Regions from separate parts of the Homo sapiens genome. Here regions 1 and 3 are each linked to region 2. The links are chromatin loops, found by intact Hi-C in ENCODE. Cell type or tissue: PC-9. All regions are shown on one strand.

What was found. Hi-C counts contacts between places; a loop is a spot of excess contacts. Peaks named below come from ENCODE experiments on the same cell type or tissue, not always from the same donor. Only the 100,000 strongest peaks of a DNase experiment are listed, where the experiment ranks them.
Region 1: it touches region 2 in a loop (30-fold over the local background); 4 of 110 quality-filtered maps call a loop at or near these places.
Region 3: it touches region 2 in a loop (20-fold over the local background); 4 of 110 quality-filtered maps call a loop at or near these places.

What each region holds. Positions count from the first base shown.
Region 1 is chr11:57,335,673-57,343,672 of GRCh38, reverse strand. SSRP1 (structure specific recognition protein 1) reads left to right here and starts at 7,781. Exons shown (of 17, transcript NM_003146.3): 1 at 7,781-7,943. P2RX3 (purinergic receptor P2X 3) reads right to left here and starts at 5,321. Exons shown (of 12, transcript NM_002559.5): 1 at 5,004-5,321. The coding sequence starts at 5,122. RefSeq lists an enhancer at 7,643-7,692 and a silencer at 7,863-8,000. In PC-9, no CTCF peak of the experiment used is centred here; a DNase peak (open chromatin) is centred at 7,742; H3K4me3 peaks cover 990 bases; H3K27ac peaks cover 446 bases.
Region 2 is chr11:57,112,660-57,120,659 of GRCh38, reverse strand. All of the region lies in intron 6 of LOC105369309 (a long non-coding RNA gene), which reads left to right. Among named protein-coding and RNA genes, the nearest start is that of LRRC55, 65 kb to the left of the region's middle. In PC-9, CTCF peaks have their summits at 3,677 and 3,886 (motif pointing left); a DNase peak (open chromatin) is centred at 3,789.
Region 3 is chr11:57,274,304-57,282,303 of GRCh38, reverse strand. It overlaps LOC107984364 (a long non-coding RNA gene), which reads left to right and starts at 5,979. Exons shown (of 3, transcript XR_001748067.3): 1 at 5,979-6,014. In PC-9, CTCF peaks have their summits at 4,049 and 4,260 (motif pointing right); DNase peaks (open chromatin) are centred at 2,443, 3,943 and 4,283; H3K4me3 peaks cover 1,643 bases; H3K27ac peaks cover 2,969 bases.

The DNA.
Region 1 (8,000 bases), 220 kb before region 2:
TCCAGGAACATTTGGAGATGCAGAGTTCAGACTAGTATTATATAACCAATGCGGCACTTGCTAAGCCGAATCTTTCACTACATTCTTACTGAGACAGCTTCGTTATTACCTTCATGTCATGAATGAGGAAACTGAGGCACAGAGAGGGTGCTAACTTGCCCAGGATTGCAAAGCTGGTATGTCAGCTCTAACCAGACAACGTGCTCCAGACCACTCACAGCCTCTTCACTCGAAGGTCTCTAGCTGTGTCCCAGCTCAAAGCCAGGCCATGCTGGCCCCCTGAACCGGACCCTGTGCTTTTCCTACCAGCTCCTGCTCCATCACCAGTGAAAGCATCTCCTGGCTTAGGAAAGTCTCAGGAGGAAAGGGCCGAGGACTCCAAGGAACAATCAACCAATCTCCTACCTCCTCCTCCTCCTCCTTCAAGGCTCCTTCTTGTGCCCAGTGGGGTGGAGAGGCCACATTAGAATTCTCTCTCTGACTTAAATAACAAGTGGAAGAATTTCAATGGCCTCACAGGGCCTCGGGATGTCATCAAGGCAGCTAGAAAGAAGGGGATGCTTCATTTCCAGAACGGAGGGGCTGAGGCTGTCTCTGGAGGCCAGGGCTCAGGAGCTAGGGCAGGCCTGAGCCTTCGATTCTTGGCATTTACTCTGCTGCTCTGACTATTTTCTTCTCGCATTCATGGTTTATTATTTATAGAGCGGAAGGCGTGTGGCAGCTCCTTGGCAGGTGGGATGTGCAGGAGAGAGGCCAGAGCCGCGCCCCAGCACCCTCCCATCCGCCCCCAGGGAGCCAAGGAGGAGGCTGGGGAGTGGGTGTGAAGAGTGCACGCTGTGTGTGTGGGAGGAGGAGAGGGGTCTCTTAGGAAGGTGTGAGCTGGGCAGAGGGAAAGGGGGAGGGGTGATGGGGGGGTCTTTGTGAAGTAGTCGCAGTTGCCATCTATTACTGAGTCACCATCTCCGCAAGGCACTTGACATATGTTACCTCCCCTCCCTATAACTCCCAGGGAGGAGGTATTCCTAAATCCATTTTCCAGATATGGGGACTGAGACTTAGAGATGTAAAGTCACTCTTAGGAGGCCCTCTCCTAGTTGGTGTCAGAGCCAGGCTTCTAACCAAGTGCTCTACGTTCCATATTGGGGGAGAGGGCAGGCAGGAATGAGAGTCACTCCTCTCTCTGGACCAGGATGACTGGTCCAGATGGGGCATCCAGCCAGGCATGGTGACTCATGTTGTAATCCCTGCACTTTGGGAGGCCGAGGCAGGTGGATCACTTGAGGTCAGGAGTTCGAGACCAGCCTGGCCAACATGGTGAAACCCCATCTCTACTAAAAATACAAAAATTAGCCGGGCGTCGTGGCACAGGCCTGTAATCCCAGCTACCGGGGAGGCTGAGGCAGGAGAGTCGCTTCAACCCAGGAGGCGGAGGTTGCAGTGAGTCGAGATTGCACCACTGCACTCCGGCCTGAGGGACAGAGCAAGGCTCCGTCTCAAAAAAAAAAAAAAAAAAAAAAAAAAAAAGATGGGGCAGCCCAACAGTTCTTCCCACCATAACAGCTCTTTCCACCATATCTGTCACTTAATTGTGCTGACAAGGTGCCTCACAGTGATACCCTGGGCTGAGAGGATGGAGTGGAGAGCCAAGAAGGCAGGATTCTAGACCCTTCTCTTTAAACCAGAGCAGCTCCTCCCTTTCACCTGCTTTATGTATTGAACTCCCACCTAAGATCTGAAATGAGGCTGAATTTTATGAACCAAAGCATGGGGCTGTACAGATGGCAAGTTTGTGGACTGGGTCTTGTATGGGGGAGGAACAGGGCAGGTAGGGCAGGGCTGTGGTGGGGTCAGAGGCTCCAGCAGCCACCAGTGACCCTTCAGCACAATGGGGCATCAAAGGCCTGGGAAGTCCCTGGCCTCCTAGTTTGCAAGGAGGCAGCTTCCTCCAGGAAGGCCCTGGAAATCAACCTCAGGCCAAGCACAGGCTATTGCTTCCAGGGACTCAGATCCTAGGGATTTCCTTCAACTTCTCAGGTCCCCAAAGGATCCAGAACGGGGATGGGCTCTCGGGAAGTCCCACTCCACAGAGGTGAGTGGGGATTACCACGTGGACCCAGAAAAGATGTGAGAAACATCAGGTAAGTCCAGGCCTCTCTGTGTGCCCTGGAGTGGGTAAAGGAAAATAGTGATGAAATGGTGTCAACCACAGACAAGCAGCTGAGGCCAGGGGCGGGGGTGAGAGCGTATGTGAGATGACCAGGTGGTGTGTTGCTGAGAAGTTCTCAGAGAAATGATGGACTCATGTTAGGCAGAGTCTAGGTTGTTGACCTGGTTGGGATGATGGGGAAGAGATTGAAGTATCAGTGAAATATTAACACTATAGCCTTAAAAATCCCTTCAAATTCGATTGGGTCCAAGCCACTGTCACCTCTCTGCATAAACTGCCTCTTAGCAGGTTTTCCTGCACCCACTCCTACTCCTTCCACTTCCAGGGAATCAGCCCAGGTGCTCTTCCCAACTCAGATCTCATCGTGTCTGTCTCTCTCTCTCTCAAACTCACGTGCACACACACACAAAAGTGCACACAGACACACGGGTTAAAATGCTTCCATGGCTTCTGTTTATTCATCTCCTGTAAAAACAAAAGCTCTCTAAGGGTGTCTGAGGTCCGGCCTCTGTGTGTGTTCCCATCCACCGTACACCACCCTCACTCATCTCTGCTCCCTCGGCTCCAGCCACAATGACCTTCTTTTCTTTCCCCTGTTTGCCAGCCTCCTTCCCTTTGCAGAGGTGGGTTTCTCTGCCCTGAACTCTCTTCCTTCCCTCTTTCACCTGGGCTGCTCTTACTCATCCTTCGGGTCTTGGCTAAAATGTCACATCTCCAGAAAACCTTCCCTTACTCCCTGACTGGGCCAAACACCTTCACAGAAGCGGCTCTCTATAACTGTGCACCTCTAAGCCACAGTTGACATTTCACGTTTGTGGAGATCATCAGATGAATGCCATCTCTTGCCTTCCGCTGTAAGCCCCAGGAGGGCGAGGACCCTGTCTGCTTTTGCCCACCATTCCGTCCTCAATCCACAGTGCCTGGCATGCAGAGATGCTGGTACATTTTTGCTAAATTAATGACGGTGGACTCATGAAGTCACAACGTGCATGGGTTCACATACACGGAGATGGGACTCAGGTCAGGGGGCTGGGCTGCAGAGGGCGCTGATGTAACTGGAAGGCAGTGTCCCGTGGGGAGCTGTCAGGCTAGGAGATGGATGGGGTTGGAAATTAAGATGCTAAAGAGCTTCGCACACTCGCTCCAGCAGGCTGGGCTCCAGCCCTGAGGACTGGAGGATTCTATCTGATCATGATGAGACAGAGACAAGGGCAGTGGGGGCTGAGCGGGCTGGTCTAGGAGCCCACTCTCTCCCCCATCAATCTCTGCCTGGAGCCAGTGGAGCCAGGCCAGAAGGGGAATGTGCTGAGCCAGATTTTGCACTCACCTGGGCCAACATACCATCTTGTGGCTATAAACAACCACAGCATTGAATATACACGTGAACACAGAACATTTAGGAACCAACTTTGAGCCAAGCTCTAGAGATGCAGACAGCGAACATTTGCAAACCTCGTATCTCACAAAACCTCAACATTGGAAGGGAACTTTGTGGCCATTTAATGCTATTCCAAAGCTTGAATCCCTTTTCTAAAATCTCCCAAAGGAGCACTGGATGGTACAGCCTTTTTACAATACCTGCCCACTGAAGCCTACCAGGGCTTGCCCAGCACACAGAGCAAAAAATCACCTAAAAAGTCACATCTAGCCACCTTTCCCTCCACACCCTCGCATAAACTTCAACATTTCAAGCAAGCAGGTTTGCATGCAGCTTCAGCCCACAGGCACACAGGATTCTCCTTTGACCTGCTTGAACTAACTCCTGACAGTCAGTGGATTGCTGCCTCAAATGCAAAGACCCATTGTCTGAAAGAACAGCATAAGATTGGAGACCCGCATGCCAGGAAAGAAAACCTTCGAGGTTTCTGCCTGTATTTCCTGGTGCCCACCAGTGTGTGGAAATGACCACAAGAAGGACAGGACCTGCATTCTTCCCCAGCCATTGTCTGCTCCACAGCCCTTTGTGTGCGTGTGTGTGTGTGTGTGTAGGTGTGTGCTTGCAGGCGGTGGGGGCTGAGGGGATGGTTGCACCTTCCTGGCTCTTAAGCAACTCCTAGGATGGGTTACATGGCACAGGGTCAGGGAGAGGTAGGGAACTTACACTTTTTGACAAAGGGGAGCATTTCTGGATTCCTGGGGAGGGAGCGGCACTATGTTCAGAAAAGCTCCTTTTCTCCTTGGCCACTCTTCCCTTGGGCCTCTGTTTGTTTCCTCATCAAGGGGCAGTTCCCTCTTTGTCCTCCCCTTCAAGAGCAGAGGGCTTCTCCCTTGCCCTTCTCTCTCTCACCATCTCACCCATCCATGCCAGAAGGAAATTCCTCATTCTAAAACAGATCCAGTTCTCTCTTTCCCTCCCGGCCACCAACTTGATCAACCTGCCACCACCCCCTTGTCTCAGTGCCTTCCCTTCCCTATTCCTGTGCTGTCTTGTCTTTTTGAGACCCCGAAGACTTGACTGAGGGGAATTCGAAGATGTGGGAGGGGGTCTGCCTGTTCTCTTGTTGGGGAGATGAGAGCAGGGAGGGTGGAGATGGAGCTCCTGAGCCCTCCCTCGGTGGAGGGCAGTGCCGGGGCAGGGACCCTACTACTCCGAGCGTGTGTCTTGAAACCAATCTCAACCCTGGAGGACGAACTGGGAAAAGAATTCACCTGGGTGAATTTAGGCCCTAGGTGGGGGTGGCAGAGGCCAGTCTTTAAGACTCGGCTCCACAGAAGAAACTGTTTCCCCCAGGAGCAGAGGAGCTCAGGAAGCTGGATGGTAGCACCGAGGCAGGAGGGTGAAGACGGGATACCAGGCAGCCCACCCCGCCAGGAACCTGAAAGGCCACAGACTCACCCTACAAAGTAGGAGATGATCAGAAGCTGAACTACTCGGTTGATGATCCCGATGGTCCAGCTCTTCACAACCACCGACTTGGTGGTCTCATAGGTGAAGAAGTCGGATATGCAGTTCATGCTGAGAGAGTGCTCAGGGGACACTCAGAAGGGGGCCCAGTGGTGGCCTCAGGAGAGGGAGGTCCTACAGGACAGGGAGACGAGATCACGACCTGGAGGGGGCAGCTTAGAGGGGTTGGAGGAATGGGGAGCCTGTCCCTTTAAGCCATGCAATCCTAGTGAGATTCTCTGCTCTTGATACTCTGGCTTCCAAGAGGCCAGGACCAGGGCGGGGGACCCCCTTTTTGTTCGTCTCCACTCCACTCCCCTGTGATGTCACAGCAGGGGTGGGGTCTCCAATCCTGGGCTCCTGATTGCCTGGGATGTAGCTGGCTGGAGCCCTCTGGGACTAATGTTTTATCTGCACTCTGTCTACTGTTTCTGTTCTGTTCTCTTCTGCAGCATCCTCATCCCAGCTCACCAGCTGCTCACACTCTCCCTAAAGCCCCTTGCAATTTCCCATCCCCCAGTCACCTAATAGCCTGCCTGAGCTAAGGACCCTCTTCATTCCTGAGTGTCTGCCAAATTCCACCCAGTTCTGCGCCGTCCCCTCCTTTCCTGAGTTGCCCCCAGTGGCATGGGTCAGGGGGAAAAGGTCTCTTGAAAGTTTTTCTGGGTCTTCTGGGGTGTGATGAGTAAAGAGTCACATATTTCTAACTCCAGCTGGTAATGAGCTTCGCTCTACCTGTAGCATAGCAGTTAGCACGTCTTTTTTGTTTTGTTTTCTTTTTATTATTATTCTTATACTCTAAGTTCTATGGTAAACCTGCACAACGTGCAGGTTTGTTACATATGTATACGTGTGCCATGTTGGTGTGTTGCACCCGTTAACTGTAAATATACCCGTCATTTACATTAGGTATATCTCCTAATGCTATCCCTCCCCACTCCGCCCACCCCGCGACAGGCCCTGGTGTGTGTGATGTTCCCCACCCTGTGTCCAAGTGTTCTCATTGTTCAATTCCCACCTATGAGTGAGAATATGCGGTGTTTGGTTTTCTGTCCTTGTGATAATTTGCTCAGAATGATGGAGTCCAGCTTCATCCATGTCCCTGCAAAGGACATGAACTCATCCTGTTTTACAGCTGCATAGTATTCCACGGTGTATATGTGCCAACTTCTTTTTTTTTTAACTGTCACTTTATTTATTAAAGTCATTTGTTAGATTATGTTTTCCTGAAAGGTTGGGGCTGGGTTTTTTTTTCTGTTTTTTTTTTTTTTCTTTCTTTCCTTCCCTTCCTTTTTTTTTTCTTTTTCTTTCTTTCTTTTTTTTTTTTTTTTTGACAGAGTCTCGCTCTGTCACCCGGGCTGGAGTGCAGTGGCACAATCTCAGCTCACTGCAACCTCTGCCTCCTGGGTTCAAGCAATTCTCATGCCTCAGCCTCCTGAGTAGCTGGGATTATAGGCACCCGCCACCACGCCTGGCTAATTTTTGTATTTTTAATAGAGACGGGGCTTCACCACGTTGGCCAGTCTGGTCTCAAACTCCTGACCTCAAGTGATCTCCCTGCCTTGGCCTCCCCAAGTGCTAGGATTACAGGTGTGAGCCACCGTGCCTGGCCGGGGATGTTTTCACCTTGTTCAAGTTTCCTCAAATCTGAGAAGTGTGCTAAAGTAGTAATAGGCCCTCAATATCTATTTATTAAACCCAGTTGAATTTATTTTGCTAGATAATGCTGGAATAGCCACTACTCAGAGGTTAAAGCTATGAGTTCAGGGGAGAAGGGTGCATTCCTGTTGTCTCTTACCCCAGGATTGATTTAGCAAGCTGGTGTATTGATTGTCAGGGAAATCTTGAGCTTACATATTCTGTACTAATGTCTTCATGTAGGACACATATCAATAGTCATTCTGAACATACAGTCACTGTGATTATGACAGAAGATAACTGGACTGGTGGTGTTAAGGAGGTCTGGGTCCTACCTAGCCTTGTTGCCAACGCACTGAGACCCTGGGCAACTCACTCCCCTTTGGGTCTCAGTTTTCCCATCAGTAAAAGGAGGTTGGGGTAGAAAAACTAAAACATCTTTTCCAGGTCTGGTCTCTGATGTTGCAAAATGCACTCTGGGATTATACGGGGGAGACCTGGCTTCCGCAACCACAGGATGATGTGGTTTCAAATCAGTTCTGGCTCCAAGGTGAATCTGACACCAGGACTTGAACTGGATAAGGCCGTTTGCCAGCCTCTTGGAGGTACCTATAATTTTCGGTTAAGGATGTGAAAATTTTGGGTGTAGACAGTGAACTTGACAGTTCAGCCAGAAAGCAGTGCACCCACGATGACACCAACACCCGCATACTCTCCGCAGCCAGTGGGAGAGGTCGTTTCCTCCCACAACTGTTCAAATACTTCTCTTCTTGTCCCATCGACTCCTTTCCATGACATAGAAACTATTTTGCAGAGAAACGGGCACGCATCATTCCAATACACACCCCCACCCCACCCCTGTACTAAGTCTGATACAATAAAACTACACAATTTCTCTTTAGTATCTAGTCTCGACTGAAGAAGTGTCTGTAGTTTCTAAAGAGCCCTACACACATTTTCTAGGCCGGATTCCCCCTGGGTGAGAGAGGCTTCACGGCAACCACCCTTCCCTCAGGTCCTCCAGAGTCGCTGACGCTCTATGCGACTGTCTCGCAGGCGGGCCCGACTCGCGTCTCTCTAGCCAGCTCATCCTCTCTGTGGCCTGTGTACGGCTTCCGGTGGCGGGACGCGGGGCCGCGCACGCGGGAAAAGCTTCCCCGGTGTCCCCCCATCCCCCTCCCCGCGCCCCCCCCGCGTCCCCCCAGCGCGCCCACCTCTCGCGCCGGGGCCCTCGCGAGGCCGCAGCCTGAGGAGGTAGGTGGTGGTCGTCCCCGGTCCCAGGAAGGCAGGGGCCCCGCTCCCCCACGGGAC
Region 2 (8,000 bases):
CCAGGCTCCCTGTTGGTTACAAATTAGCTGCAGAAGTTTCAGGTGTCTCAGTGAGACACAAACATTTTTAGAGAAACAAGAGGCCATACCTACTTTGCCTTTCCAAAAGGGGTGAGAAAACTCTTCCTAGAAGGCCCCAAGAGTCTTCTTTTAATGTCTTCTGGTTTGATTTTGGTCATATGCCTGTTTCTCAGCCACTCACTGGCAACAGGGATAAACTGAAACACAGTTGCTTAGATTATTCATGCTGTGAATTTTGAATAAAGGTGGTTTACATTAGTAAGGAAGCAGGAGGGAAGGGGTGTTTGATAGGCAACTAAGTGCTCACTCTGGAGACTTTATTCATCTGTATTTGTTTACCAGGCTGTCATAATAAAATGCTGTAGGCTGGGAGGCTTAAACAACAGAAACTTATTTCTCACAATTATGGAGGCTGGAAGTCCAAGAGGAAGGTGTCAGCAAGTTTGGTTTCTTCTGAGGCCTCTCTCCTTTCAAATGACTGCCTTCTCACTGCTTCCTCACATGGTTGTCCCTTCGTGTTGTGTCTGTGTTCTAATCTTGTCTTCTTATAAGGACACCAGTCATATTGAGTAAGGACTCACCCTAGTGATCTCATTTAATTTTAATTACCCCTTTAAAGGTCCTAGCTCCAAATATACTCACATTCTTAGGTACTAAAGGTTAGGACTTTACCATATACATTTTGGGAGACACAATTCATCCTATGTTATCACCCAACCCACTCCTTTTATACGTTGGAAAAATTGAGGCCTGTTAAAGGAGCTGCGGTCTGTCTCGAATCACGCATACTCTCTAGACTCACGCAAATTTTTCACAATTTTAATAGTGAATTTTTAGCCCCTTGAGCTATGGTTCCAAACCTTAAGAATTAAATCTGTGCTTGGCCAACCCCTAACATACAACTTGCAACAAGCTTGTTTCTGGCCGCTGAACTATTGGTTGGAGGCATGTGCTGGTTTGCCAGCAGGAGACTAGGCCGGTAAGGACACATTGATTGACTTCTTTACCACCTATTGCTTGGCCTGGAAGATGGCCATCTAATCTTAGAGACTGCCTGTGCTTCAGCAAGCATCACCTGGTAGGAGAATTAGCACTTCCTGAAAAGAAAGAACGTGCATTTGGGCTGGGAGATATAGGGTTTCCCATCCTTGGCTTTATTGGATTTAAGGATGTAAGTTAACCAGCTATATAGTCTGATACTGGAAGGCCTAAGCAAAGTTAACAGGTCTCCTACCTTGTTCCCTAAACTGAGAGCTTCTCAGAGCCTTTATTATGCTGCTGCATTTTGTGAGTATATTCACAAAGTGGTATACAATACACAGCATTTTCTAAAGTGACTGTGGAGCCCTCTTTTCACACATTTGGGAAGTTCTGGTCTGCAGCAGTGCTCCCTAACCTTTTCCATGGCCTATCTATTCCATGAATAGAATTAACATTTGTTTGGCATCCTGGTAGATGCTTCAGGACTTTGGCTGCTCAGATCCAGCCTGGCTGCTTTAAGGTAGGCAGAGTGGTTGGGAAACTCTGGTCTAGACTCTTTATAAATTAGATATCCTCAGGCCCACAGACAAGAAAATCAGCCTTGCTTATAGAGCCTCCTGGATTCCTCAGTTGCCAGGCACCTGACGACTATACAAGGATAAGGGTCTCTGCATGGGGTCCAACCCCATAGATCTTCATTCCCTGGATGCCCCCTTCTCTCCCTCCCTCCCCTTGTGATTCTCATTTTTATTCTCTCTCCTCCTCTCTTTCTTTAACATAATTTACCTCTCTCTCTTTCTTTCTTTCTGCTTACCACTCCCAGATGGATAGATACATATACACTCATGCACACAAGTTATAGAGGATGGTGCTGATGTATAGAGAATAAGTAGAGCTCATTAATGATGGGAATAGGCACACCAGTTTATTTATTTCTTTATTAACTTTTAAGTTCAGGGGTACAAGTGCAGGTTTGTTACATAGGTAAACTTGTGTCATGGGGGTTTGTTGTACAGATTATTTCATCACCCAGGTATTAAGCCTAGTAACCATTAGTTGATTTTCTTGATCCTCTTCCTTCTTCCACCCTCTACCCTCCAAAAGGCCCCAGAGTTTATTGTTCCCTTATATGTGTCCGTGTGTTCTCACCATTTAGCTTCCATTTGTAAGTGAGAACATGTGGTATTTGGTTTTCTGTTCCTGTGTTAGTTTGGTGAGGATAATGGCCCCCAGCTCCATCCATGTCTCTGGAAAGGACATGACCTCATTCTTTTTTATGGCTTCATAGTATTCCATGGTATATATGTACCACATTTTCTGTATCCAGTCTATTATTGATGGGCATTTAGGTTGAGAGTATGTCTTTGCTATTGTGAATAGTGCTACAATGAACATATGTGTGCATGCGTCTTTATAATAGAATGATTTATATTCCTTTGCATATAAATCCAGTAATGAGATTGCTGAGTTGAATGGGATTTCTGACTTTAGGTCTTTGAGGAATTGCCACACTGTTTACCACAATGGTTGAACTAATTTGCACTTCTACCACCATTGTATAAGCATTCCTTTTTCTCCACAACCTCGCCAGCATCTGTTATTTTTTGACTTTTTAAATAATTGCCATTCTGACTGGTGTGAGATGGTATCTCATTGTGGTTTCATTTGCATTTCTCTAGTGATCGGTGATGTTGAGCTGTTTTTTCATATGATTGTTGGCCACATGTATGTCTGTATGTCTTCTTTTGAAAACTGTCTGTTCATGTCCTTGCTCACTTTTTTATGGGGTTGATTTTTTTTTTTGTTTTTTGTAAATTGTACACCAGTTTTAGAGAGAAGCCATGAGCTGGCTGCTCCTACAGCAGTGAAATGACTTTCTTCGTTCTCTGCCCAGTAGCTCTGGTGCCCACACCCCTGCCTCCTACTGCAGGACTGCAGGGTAAGACACCGAGGGCATAACCTCCAGCCTCAGCACACTGAAGGCGCTCTCGATCATACAGTAGGTGACTCAGGGCAAGCCTGCTGCTCACTCTCATCTCACACCCCTACTCCATCATCTCCACTTTCCCACTGGCCAGAACTGGTACTCTAGTTATAATAAGGTTGCATCTTGACTTCCATTTTCTCAATCATCTCATTCCTCTTCCCGAAGGAACTGGAGTTCTGTTACCTGCTGTTATAGACTGAATTCTGTCCCCCTAAAATTCATATGATGAAGCCCTAACCCCCAGTGTGACTTTATTTGGAGACAATGCCTTAAAGGGGTAATTAAAGTTAAAGGAGGTCATAAGTATGGGGCCCTAATCCAATATGACTGGTGCTGGCTGGGTGCGGTGGCTCACACCTGTACTCCCAGCACTTTGGGAGGTGGAGGTGGGCAGATCGCTTGAGGTCAAGAGATCAAGACCAGCCTGGCCAACATGGTGAAACCTGTCTCTATTAAAAATACAAAAATTAGTGAGGCTAAAAAATTACCCAGCTACTTGGGAGGGTGAGGCAGGATAATTGCTTGAACCTGGGAGGAGGTGGAGGTTACAGTGAGCAGAGATCACACCACTGCACTCCAGCCTGGGCAGCAGAGCAAGACTCAGTCTAAAAAAAAATAACAACAACAAAGAACAATATGATTAGTGCTGTTATGCTGTTATAAGAGGAGAGAATGACACCCGGGGGCGCATGTGCTGAGGAAAGGCTGTGTGACGACCCTGTGAGAAGGCAGCTGTCTGTAAGCCAAGGAGAGAGGTCTCAAAGAAAGCAAACCCGCAGACACCTTCATTTTGGACTTCCAGAACAGTGAGAAATACATTTCTGTGGTTTAAGCCATCCATTCTGTGGTTTGTTATAGCAGCCCCGGCAGACTAATACATTTGCTGCCACCTGCTGCCATGTTCTTGACACTGCTTTCCAGCTGGGATCCTTGTTTACTGACCTCTATACAGCAGGTTATTTAGTTTAGAAGCAAGACATTTGGGTTTGAAACCCTGCTTGTGTTTGAATCCTGTCCCTGCCACTTGCTGGCTGGGTAACCTTGAGTAAACTCAGTAAACTCCCTTATCTTCATTTCATTTTTGATGAGAAAGGATAACAATACCTTCCTCAGAGGCTCAAATAAGATATATGCAAAGTGCTAAGAACTTGGCCTGGTACATGTTAGTATTAATAACAAAGTTATTAAAAATTCTGGCTTGTTAAGTTGATATAATGATACCATAGGTGAATAAGATAGAAGGCAAATGAGACAACTTATGTTGTACATGTTGTGTTTGGCACAAAGTCAGGGCTTAATACTGGTTGGGTCTCTTTCCTACAAGTCTGCCATGTTCCCTTGGTTTGTATGCACTCTGTGCCTGGTGCTGAGCCCCTGACTGTTATAACTGCCTGTAGATCCCACATTCCAACTGTTGGACTAGTCTCCTGCCCATGCTATCATAGCTCTCTTACCTGTTTAATTTTTTTATCCTTAGCATTGATTACTAGCTTGCCTACTGTATATATATATTTAACTTATTTAATTTATTCATTTTTTCTTTCCTTTGGAATATAAGCTTCACGAGGGTATGGCGTATTGTAGACACTCAGTCTAGAATTGTCAAAAGAGTGAATGAATGAACAAATGGTAGATGCAAAAGCAGATTCCAGTGCATGGAGGGGGAAATAATGTATTATTGTGGCTAAATGCTCAGGGTCTGAAGCCAGAGGAACAGAATTCAAATCCCGACTTTATTACTTTCTAGCAGTGGGTTTTAGACCAGTTGTTTAGATGTAAGAATCAAATGAATAAATACAAGTAAGTGCAGAGAATGGTACCTGTAAGAGCCTAGTAGACATCAAGTGGTGCTCTCGAGAAGTTATAGAGAAATTGATGGGAATCAGTAATGGGGAAAACCTATGACTCTTTCTTGATATTTGAATAAGAAAGTGTATTAGTCTGTTCTCATGCTGCTATAAAGAACTTCCCAAGACTGGGTAATTTATAAAGAAAAGAGGCTTAATTGACTTACAGTTCTGCAGGGCCGGGGAGGCCTCAGGAAACTTACAATCATGGTGGAAGAGGAAGCAAACACGCCTTTCTTCATGTGGTGGCAGGAAGGAGAAGAATGAGCAAAAAAGGGGGAAAAGATCCTTATAAAACCATCAGATCTCATGAAAACTCACTCAATATCATGAGAACAGCAGCATGGGGGTAACTGCCCCCATGATTCAATTGCCTGCCACCAAGTTCCTCCCATGACACGTGCGGATTATGGGAACTACAATTCAAGCTGAGATTTGGGTGGGGATACAGCCAAACCATATCAGAAGAGAGTGAGGGGGTAAAAATTAGATAAATAGGCTCTAGAGTACAAAAATAGGATTTCTCTTCTCTATGATGAGAAATTAATTCTCATCCTGACTTTGCAATTCCACTGGACCACATTCAAGTCCAGAAGAGGAATTCAGGGCCAGGCATTCCTACCTAGAATAGGTTCACAGGAATAACGAAGTTCAGTTAGCCCCACTTATTGTCAACTCTTAACACTGGTGTGGTATATGACAGGTGGCAAAGCCCTTCTACCTGCCTCTTCCCTGGTCCCTTCCTCACTGCAGCCCTGGGAGGAGGTAGACTTTCTTCTTATTTTATCCATGAGAACACTGAGGCTCTCAACAGGTTCTACTTACTTGAGATCATGGAGCTTCAAGAGCAAGGGCCAGACTGCAAACCAAACTCCTCTGAGTCTAATGCTAGGCGAGTCTCTCTGTTGTCATACACTGATTAGTTGTAACAGTGGGGAGGAAAGTAGAAACTTTGGTGCCATTTTTCTCCAGAAATAAGATCCAGTCTTCTTTCTTTGTATAAGTGGTACTTTGTTATCTCCTGGAAAAAAAATTGTTCTTCCACTTTTGCAGAGTTTTGTTTTCTGTTATGTGAGATCATAAGAGTTACCATAGCCTGTGTGGGAGCTGAACTTAATGCAGTGGGGGGTCGATCGATTCTAAAGCAATTGGAGAGCTGAGTGTCTCTCTTAAAAGGCAATTGTGTTTTATTGAATTTTTCAATTCTCAACTACAGGGGGATTACAGGATTGCCTGAGTGCTGGTTGTTGGAACAAGGGAAGGTCTCTCCATAGGTCTGGGTTGTGTAGAAAGAAGCAGCTCAGTGCAGTGTGGAGATGGCACACTGGGGCCTTAGAGTCCATGCCTAGTATATGAGTATTTTGTTTAGGATGCCCAGTATATTACATCAAATACATTTTATTTTGCTAGTATTAAAATCCAGAATATTTCACATAAACTTATGGGTTTATTTTTCTTTTGAAAAAAAGAAGATCTGGCAACACTGGACCCCGTTCTATGGCAACAATTGGCTAGGTCTGAATATCGGATGCTCCCCTCAAATGAGGCATGAGTCCTTCAGTTTGTCACAGCCCCCTCCATCACCTATGGTCTTACATCCCTTCCATTTCACTGATGACCCTAGAGGATATTTTGGTTTGTAACCATAAATAATATAATAATAAAAATGGGAGACTTGAGTAACAGTTCTGATGCCAAAATGCTATAGCGGTGTTGGACAAATCTCTTAAGCTCATTAGAATTTGGTCAATTCATATGTGAAAGGAGATATTGTCTTAACACGTGAAGGTGATTGAAACAGCTGATGCATTCATCAATATATGTATTCAGCTAATGTTTACAGAGTATATATATCATGCATGTTCCTGGTGGCCGAGATAGATATTGTGAATCTTATTGTTCAGTGGAGAAAGCAGATAACTCCCTAAGTGGGGAAATACAGGGTGCTATGAGGATACATTGCAGCAACATCTTACCGGGCCTAGAGTTTAGAGAAGACCTTCAGGGAGAAGTGAGATTTAAATCTAGACTTGAGCAATGAGGAGTAATGGGAAGAACAGTGTCCCAGGCAGAGAGAACAGCATATATGAAGGCTGGAAATGAGAAAGCAAGGCATGTTTGAGCAACTCAAAGGAATATCATGTCACTAGAAAAGGATGGGAAGTGAGGCTGGAGAGATGAAGAAGCATCAGATTATGAAGGGATTGGAAGCCAAGAAGTACTATGGTTGGTTTTAGTTTAGGACTTTATATTTTAAGACTTCAATATATAAACTTGGTTTGAGTTTACTTCTTCAGCTATTCAAGGAGAAGCAAGTGGAATGTGAACAGATCCAAAGCACCAACATGTGAGATGGAAAGCCTTTCCCTAAGAGTAAATAAGGAAACAAATAATTAATTTATTAATCATGGATCCCAGTTGAGTCTGGTGAGATGCAGAGCCACTTGACATTTAGGTGTTTGCATTAAGCAAAATATAGTTGACTCCTTTTTTTTTTTAACATTAATTTATTTTTTTTTGAAACAGAGTCCTGCTCTGTCACCCAGGCTGGAGTGTAGTGGCACAACCTTGGCTCACTGAACCTGTGCCTTACAGGTTCAAGCGATTCTCCTGCCTCAGCCTTCCAAGTAGCTGAGACTACAGGCATGCACCACCATGCCTGGCTGACTTTTGTATTTTTAATAGAGACAGGGTTTCACCATGTTGGCCAGGATGGTCTTGAACTCCTGACCTCAAGTGATCCACCCGTCTTGGCCTCCCAAAGTGCTGGGATTGCAGGCGTGAACCACAGAACCTGGCCACAAAATACAGTCGACTCTTGAACAATGTGAGGGTTAGGAATGCTGACCCCTGTTTAGGCAAAAATATGCTTATGAATTTAAACCCCTAAAAATGTAACTACTAATAGCCAACTGTTGACAGGAAGACTTACTGGTAACAAACAATTGATTAACACATATTTTGGATGTTATATGTATTATATACTGTATTCTTACAATAAAGTAAGCCAGAGAAAAGAAAATATTATTAGGAAAATCATAAGGCAGAGAAAATATATTTACTATTCATTGTGGAAGTGGATTATCATAGAGTTCTTCATCCTCATTGTCTTCATGTTGAGTAGGCTGAGGAGGAGGAAGAGAAAGGGTTGATCTTGCTGTTTC
Region 3 (8,000 bases), 160 kb before region 2:
TCTCTGAAATGGACCCCTTGGGTTTGGCCATCTTCTATGGTCAAGACTGTAGGGATGAAATAAACCCCAGTCTCCCATAGCGCTCCCAGGCTTATTAGGAAGAGGAAATTCCCACCTAATAAATTTTGATCAGACCGGTTGCTCTCAAACCCTGTCTCCTGATAAGATGTTATCAATGACAATGGTGCCCGAAACTTCATTAGCAATTTTAATTTCGCCCCATCCTGTGGTCCTGTGATCTCGCCCTGCCTCCATTTGCCTTGTGATATTCTATTACCTTGTGAAGTACGTGATCTTTGTGACCCACACCCTATTCGTACACTCCCTCCCCTTTTGAAAGTCCCTAATAAAAACTTGCTGGTTTTGCGGCTTGTGGGGCATCATGGAACCTACTGACATGTGATGTCTCCCCCGGACACCCAGCTTTAAAATTTCTCTCTTTTGTACTCTGTCCCTTTATTTCTCAAACCGGCTGACGCTTAGGCAAAATAGAAAAGAACCTACGTGACTATCAGGGCACGTTCCCTGATAAGATCTCACATGAACTAACCAAGAGAGAATTCACTCATCACCAAGGGGATGGCACTAAGCCATTCATGAGGGATTCATCCCCATGTTGCAATGCCTCCTGTTAGGCTCTATCTCCAATATTGGAGGTCACATTTCTTTTTTGTTTGTTTCATTTTGTTTTATTCTTACTGCTTGTATAACTGCAGAATGGAGGTCACATTTCAACATGAGATTTGGAGGGAACAAACATTCAAGCCATGTCACCTTCACATGGCAGGTGTCCTGTCTGTGGCCTCTGGATAGGGACACCACTCGGGGGAATGATTTTGGTACCCTGGTGATATGGTTTGGCTGTGCCTCCACCCAAATCTCATCTTGAATTGTAATCCCCATGTGTCTAGGGAGAGACCTGGTGGGAGGTGATTGGATCACGGGGGTGGTTTCACCCATACTATTCTAGTGATAGTGAGTTCTCACGAGATGTGATAGTTTTATAAGGGGTTCTTCCCCCTTTGCTCACACTGTCTCCTGCCTGCATGTGAAGAAGGTCCTTGCTTTCCCTTCACCTTCTACCACGATTGTAAGTTTCCTGAGGTCTCCCCAGTCATGCAGAATTGTGAGTCAATTAAACCTCTTTCCTTTATAAATTACCCAGTCTCGGGTATTTCTTTATAGCAGTGTGGGGACAGACTGATACACCTGGCTCTCAGGACTCTTTTCTGAGGGCCCAACTCTGTGTCAAGCTCTTTATCTACTTATGAAATGTCACTCTTGCTATATGGATAGAGTATAGTATGATACTTAAAATGATGACTTGGGCATAGTGGCTTTGCCACTTGTTAGCTTTGTGACAATGGAGAAGTTGTCTGACTTCTTTGAACCTCTGTTCCTTCATATCTAAAAATGGCATAATAAGAAATCATTCTGGATTTGTCCAGGATTGCAGTGAAGACTAACAGAGATATTAATGCCTGTACAGCATTTGCTTAGTACCTAGTAAGCCTTCAATAAATGTTAGCCCAACAAAAGAAAACAAACTGGGGAAGGGAAGAGTGAGGGCAGCTTACATGATAGGCATTATTATTGAATTTTTTAAAAGATGAGTATAGGCCTGAGGTCATAGAACTGATAGATAGAAGGGACGTGGTGCCAATTTGGGTCTGTCTGTTGCCAAAGCTCATGTTGCTTCTGTTCTGTCTCTGTCTTTAGAGCAGGTGTCTGTGGGTCTGGAGCCCATGTGTGACCTGGCAGAGTTTATGCCACACCCGGCCTTACAGCCATACCTGGTGGTAGTAGAGCTGTGTTACTCTCCTTTGTACATGGTGTCAGCCGGTTACAGTGTATCCTCCAGCTCCAATGGGCCTGGCCATGCTGGCCACTAGCAATGAGCTGCTGCCAGGACTGAAGAGCCCTCTGGGCACTGAGGGTCGCAGTACAACACAACTCTCCTGCCTCCAGCCTCCAGAGGTCCTGATTTTGTTTTCCTTCTGTGATTCATACTGTTGGGAATACAGGGGCTTGGAAACAGCCCTTGCCTCAAGCAGATGTACAAAGAAGAGCTTGGTTTATTTTACTTTTTTAACAGATTTATTGATAAATAATTTACCTGCCATATAAGTCACCCATTTAAAGTGTACAATCCAATGGCATTTAGTATATTCAGAGTTGCGCAACCATCATCACAAGCAACTTAAGAACATTTTTATCAGCCCATAAAGACACCTTGTACCCCTTAGCCATAATTGTCTGCCCCCACCCCCAGCCTCACACCTGCACCAGCCCTAGGGAACTGCAAATCTACTTTCTGTCTCTATAGACTTGCCTATTCTGGACATTTCATTTCATTTCATATAAGCAGAATTATGAAATATGTGGTTCTTTGTGACTGCTTCTTTCACTTAGCATAATGTTTTCAAGGTTCCTCCATGTTATAGCATGTGTTGGTTCTTCATTCCTTTTTATTGCCAAATAACATTCCATTGTATGACTATAGACATCTTTTTTTTTTTTTTTTTTTTTTTTTGAGACAGAGTCTCCTTCTGTTGCCCAGGCTGGAGTGCAGTGGTGCAATCTCAGCTCACTGCAACATCTGCCTCCCAGGTTCAATTGATTCTCCTGCCTCAGCCTCCTGATAGCTGGGATTACAGGCTTGTGCCACCATGCCTGGTAATTTTTTTGTATTTTTAGTAGAGATGAGTTTCACCATGTTGGCCAGGCTGGTCTTGAACTCCTGACCTCAAATGACCAGCCCGCCTCCGCCTCTCAAAGTGCTGGAATTACAGGCGTGAGCCACCTTGCCCTGCCGACTATAGACATCTTATTTGGTGCATATTTGGGTTGTTTTCACTTCTTGGCTGTTACGAATGATGCTTTTATGGGAACTGGTGTGCATGTTTTTGTGTGGATATATGTTTTCATCTCTTGGATATATGTAACTAGGAGTGGAATTGTTGAGTCATACTGTAACTCTATAACTTTTGGGAAGCCTCCAGGCTGTTTTTCAAGAAGTTGCATCCATTTTCCATTCTCCCCACCACCCCCTGGAAGTGTGTGAGGGTTCTGGTTTCTTCACATCCTCACCAACACCTGTCTTTTTGATTTTAGCTCACCTAGTGCGTATGAGGTCACGTCTTTATCATTTTGCTTTGCATGTCCCTGATGGCTGATCATGTTGATCACCTTTCCATGTGCTTATTGGTTTTTAAAAAATGTCTATTCGGACCTGATATGGTTTGGATCTGTGCTCCCACCAAACGTCATATAGAATTGTAATCCCCAGTGTTGGAGGTGGGGCCTGGTGGGAGGTAATTGAATCACGGGGCCAAATTCTCATGAATGGGTTAGCACCACTCCCTCGGTGCTGTTCTCCTGATAGTGAGTGAGTTATCGCGAGATCTTGTTTAAATGTGTGTAGCACCTCCCCACTCTCTCTCTTCCTCCTGCTCTGGCCATATGAGTTGTTTGCTCCCCCTTTGCCTTCTGCCATCATTGAAAGCTCCCTGAGGCTTCCCCAGAAGCTGCTATGCTTCCTGTGTAGCCGGGAGAACCATGAGCCAATTAAGCCTCTTTTCTTTATAAATTATCCTGTCTCAGGTATTTCTTTATAGCAATGTGAGAATGGACTAATACAAAACCTTTTGCTGATTTGTCTTTTGATGATTAGGTTGTAAAAGTTCTTTTTTTTTTTTTGTAGAGATGAGGTCTCACTATGTTGCCCAGGCGGGTCTTGAATTCCTGGGCTCAAGTGATCCTCCTACCTTGTCCTCCCAAAGTACTGAGATTACAGGCATGAGCCACAGTGCTCTGCCAGGTTGCAAGGATTCTTTACATATTCTCCATACTAGTCCCTTTGGCTGGGGTATTTTTAAGGATCTTTAGAAAGGTCATGTCATAACTTCCTTGTTCCTGTGTTTACTGGCTGAAGAATTGCATCAGAAACAAATCACTGGCTCTCATTCCACGAGGTGGAGCTGACACCCCTTGAAAGCACCAGCTGACATGTATTCCTAGTGCTGGTGAAGACAGACAGGATCCTTTTGACTCCCTTTCCCCTTTTCTCTCTTTTTGGCTTCACCGAAATCAGACAACCTCAAGTGAATAGAGTGGAGGGCACGCCAGGATCCCCTGCGGGATTGTTTCAACCCCCACAGTCTCGCCTGCCTCCAAGAGTTGGATATGTTTTCCTTTTCCTTCCCTGCCCCCACGTCCCACTTTCTTTTGAAAACCACTGTCCCAAGGAATACTTTGGAGAGTCATCCTGGCATGGCATGAAATGGCCTCTGGGTGGCAGCAAATCTGAGACGAAGACCTGGGATTGGCGGCAGGGACCAGTGCCGAATCTCAGACAAAGAAAAGAACATTCTCTTCTCGCTGGCAGTTGCACGTGAAGCCGGGTTAGGTGGTCCGTTTGTTCTCCAGCTGAAGCCAAGAGTGTCATGTAGTGAGACACGATCATGCCCTGAGGGAGGAAGGAAGGAATAGTGGCATCTTTTTGTCTCCCAGAAAGATCTTGGCAGCATCATTCAGTGTTTATTAAGTTCTAATGTTGAGCCAGGCATTGTGCTAAGAATTTTATATTCCTTGTCTCATTAATCCTCACCATAATCTTATGGGTTAGGTACAGTGGATCGTTATTTTCCAAATAAGGAAAGTGAGCGCAGGTAGATTAACTTGCCAGCTATCACCCAGCTAGCAGGTGGCAGAACTGGGATTAAAACCCAGGCCATCTGACTTCAACACCTGTATGCTTAAACAACTCCCTCTTGGTGCACAGAGCACCCAAGCTTTTGAATTCAAATCCTATGGATGTTCATTTTCACATTGTCGATTTCCATAGAAATTTGCATGAGACACAGCTGAACTGTAGAAGAAAGAGCCCCTAGCATGTGTTAGAAAACTGGCACTGAGATGTATTGCAGCACGCACAGGTTTTGAGCGACTTTGGTCAATTACATCATCCTTCTCTAAATTTCCTTATTGCACAATAGAGGTAGAGATAGCATACCCACGTCATAGGGTTATTGTGAGGGTCAAATGAGATGATTGCTGTATGATTTGGAAAATCTAAAATTTGAAAAGTCAGGGATTGTTATTCTTACTGCATTGTTCAGTTAATTCAGGTCAAATCCTGTAATTAACAGCCATAAACTTAGATAACAAGAGTTCTGAGTCTTAGCCAAGAAGCTTAGGGTTGGCTTACTTGTGAGCAATATTCAAGACAATAGACATGGGGTACCACCCAAGTGTTGGGTGCTTTGTACCTGGTTAATTCTGGAATCCTATCCATCTCTCTCCACTCCCCAGCCACCAGCTTGAATCTTGGCTCTTTTTTCCTCCCCCACCCTCCGAATTTGTACTGACTGGGCTGGCTGAGCCTTTATCTTCTGCATGACCCCTGGCAGGAGTGTATGGTTCTTTGTGGCAGAGATGGGATATGTTCGCCAAATGTCCACACACTAATTAGTTGGGTGAGTGAAATGTGAGCAGGAGTGACATGTGTTCCCTTTAGGCTGAGGCAGCAAAGAGCCAGTGCTCCTCTTCCACTTCTCCCTTCCCCTGTTAGAGGCCTGCTATCAGATGGAAGAGGGCCACTTGCCCCACATTAGTCCATAACATGAGTAGGACATAAATCTTGGTTGTGATAAGCTACTGAAATTTGAGGGTTTATTTGTTCAGAGTGTAACTTAGTGTTACTTTGATGAATGTATTCCTTGATATGAGTCTACAAAGAGGTGAGGAGGAAGACCTTATTCCATGAATAAAGATATGACATGTTCAAGGGAGAAGGAGAAAATTGGTGTAGACAGGGCTGAGGTTCGTGTTCATAGGGCCCTAGAAGATAGTGGCTAAGGTCACACACTTTGAGTTGTGGCTCTGCCATTGACTGGCTATGTGCCTTGGACAAGTTCCTGTCTCTGAGCCTTGGTTTCCTTCACTGTAAACTGTAGACAATAACAGCATCCAGACAATGGAATTGTGGAGATTGAATGAGTACTTAGCTCAGGGTAAGTGCCTGGATAAGAATTAACCATGTTAAATGTCAGTCATTGTTATAATAACAGAGGGCTGGGAAACTGATTTCAGGACAAGAAAAAGGGCTTTCTATATTTACAGTAATCTGGAGCCTAGGGTGGTAAATATGAGAAGAGGAGATAGAGTGTTCTGAGGGCACTCAGAACCAATTCATCCACCTTTCATTGCACTCCTCCATCTGTCTATCCATTCATCTATCCATCCATCCATCCATACATCCGTCCATCTGTCCATCTGTCCGTATATCCATCCATCTATCCATCCATCCATCCAACAAACAAAACAATTAATAAATTGTTAATTTATTAATCTGTCAGGGAGTCTAACCAACAGGGAGATAGAGCCTGAAACACTAGGTTATGGGATAAATCTTTTACGGACCTGTTGCCTCTTTAACAGGAGGTAGAAAAAAATAGAAAAGTCAGGAGGGGAGCCAAGGCCAATGACGTCTCAATAGGAAGGGCAGTGACAGGAAACCAGCATCAAGGCTAAGTGCTTTTTCTTGGTGTGTGTTCTCTCTGGAGGAGGAGTGGGTGAGGGGAATCTCCAACCCAGGGCACCTTAGTCATGGAGTCTCTGGCTTTCACTCCACCAGGCTTCTGGGCTGGTGGAAGGAGAGCAGGATGATGGAAAGCCAGGCTATGCTCCGCTCAAGTGAAATCTTAGAGCCACAGTGAGTGGGAAATGTCACCATGCGCAGCCTGTCATGGCCTCTGCAGCAACATCCCTTGCAGACTCTTCGGTGTGTTTGGACCTCCAGTGAACAGAGCTGTAAAGTCTGGGCAGAGTGAATGTGGTGGACTTTATGTGCTCTGTTTCCATTGCCCTGTCTCCTGGTTGCTGAGCCCACTTTAAACCCATAGGTTCAGTGAGACTGATTCTATCTCCAGCTCCAGGAATGGGCAAGTGATGTATGTTTGATAAATTACAGTGTTGATTCTTGAAGGCCACAGTGATTGGCCCAGGGGTGGGCATGTGACCAAACTGGTCCCATGAGATTCTATTGGTAAGCCTTTTTTTTTTTTTTCGTTTTTACTATAATAATTTTGGCATCTATTGGTGAACTTTTATTTGAACTATTGGGGAATAGAATCTCTCTTAATAGACTCATAGTTAGAAGGATATGACCTAGAGCTTTTGGAATTTAGTAAGTATAGATAAAGCCTGCCTGAGATTGAGGCTAACACAGCAAAGCATAGTGTTGAGAGAAAGACAGAGGCCACATCCTGCATGTGAGACCCTGGATCCCACCATACCTGAAGGCAGCTGACTTTTTCAGTTATTTGAGATTTCTGACTGGTACACTGGCATGGTTTTCTAAAGAACACCTTTGGCTTTCTGAATATGATGAGATGGGGAATCTCACCACTAGCATGCATATCCACATTCTATCTTTCCAAGCTTCCACATTTTACAATGGACAAATTAGTCTGCACCAGTTTCGGAGCTGTGCTCCTGGGATAGAAAAACAAACAGGACCTGGGCCTTATCACAGTCACAGTTTAGAAGGGGTGACAAACATAACCAGAACAGTTCAGCATAAGATGATAAGAGATAAAAACTAAGTGTCCTGGGAACTAAGAAGAGAAAGAAAGCCTGAATCTCAGAGGGAGAGGAGTGTCAATTAAAGCTATTTAGAGGAGATAATATTTATTCATTCATTCAATAGGTATTTACTGAGCATCTACTATGTGCCACAAACTGTTCTAGGCACTGGTGATATAGTAGTGATCACAGACAGATATGGTCCCTGACCTAAAGGAACTGACAGTCTATGAGAACAGGAGCATCAGATTTCTCAGAATAACCCTGGGGGCAGGGCAGGAATATGGTGCTATGAGAATAAATAACAAGGGAACCAGACTTGACTTTGGGATCTATGGGAGGCTTCCCTGAAGATGAAATTCTTCAGCTGATAGTTGAAGGAGAAGCAGGAATTAACTAGGCCAAGTGGAATG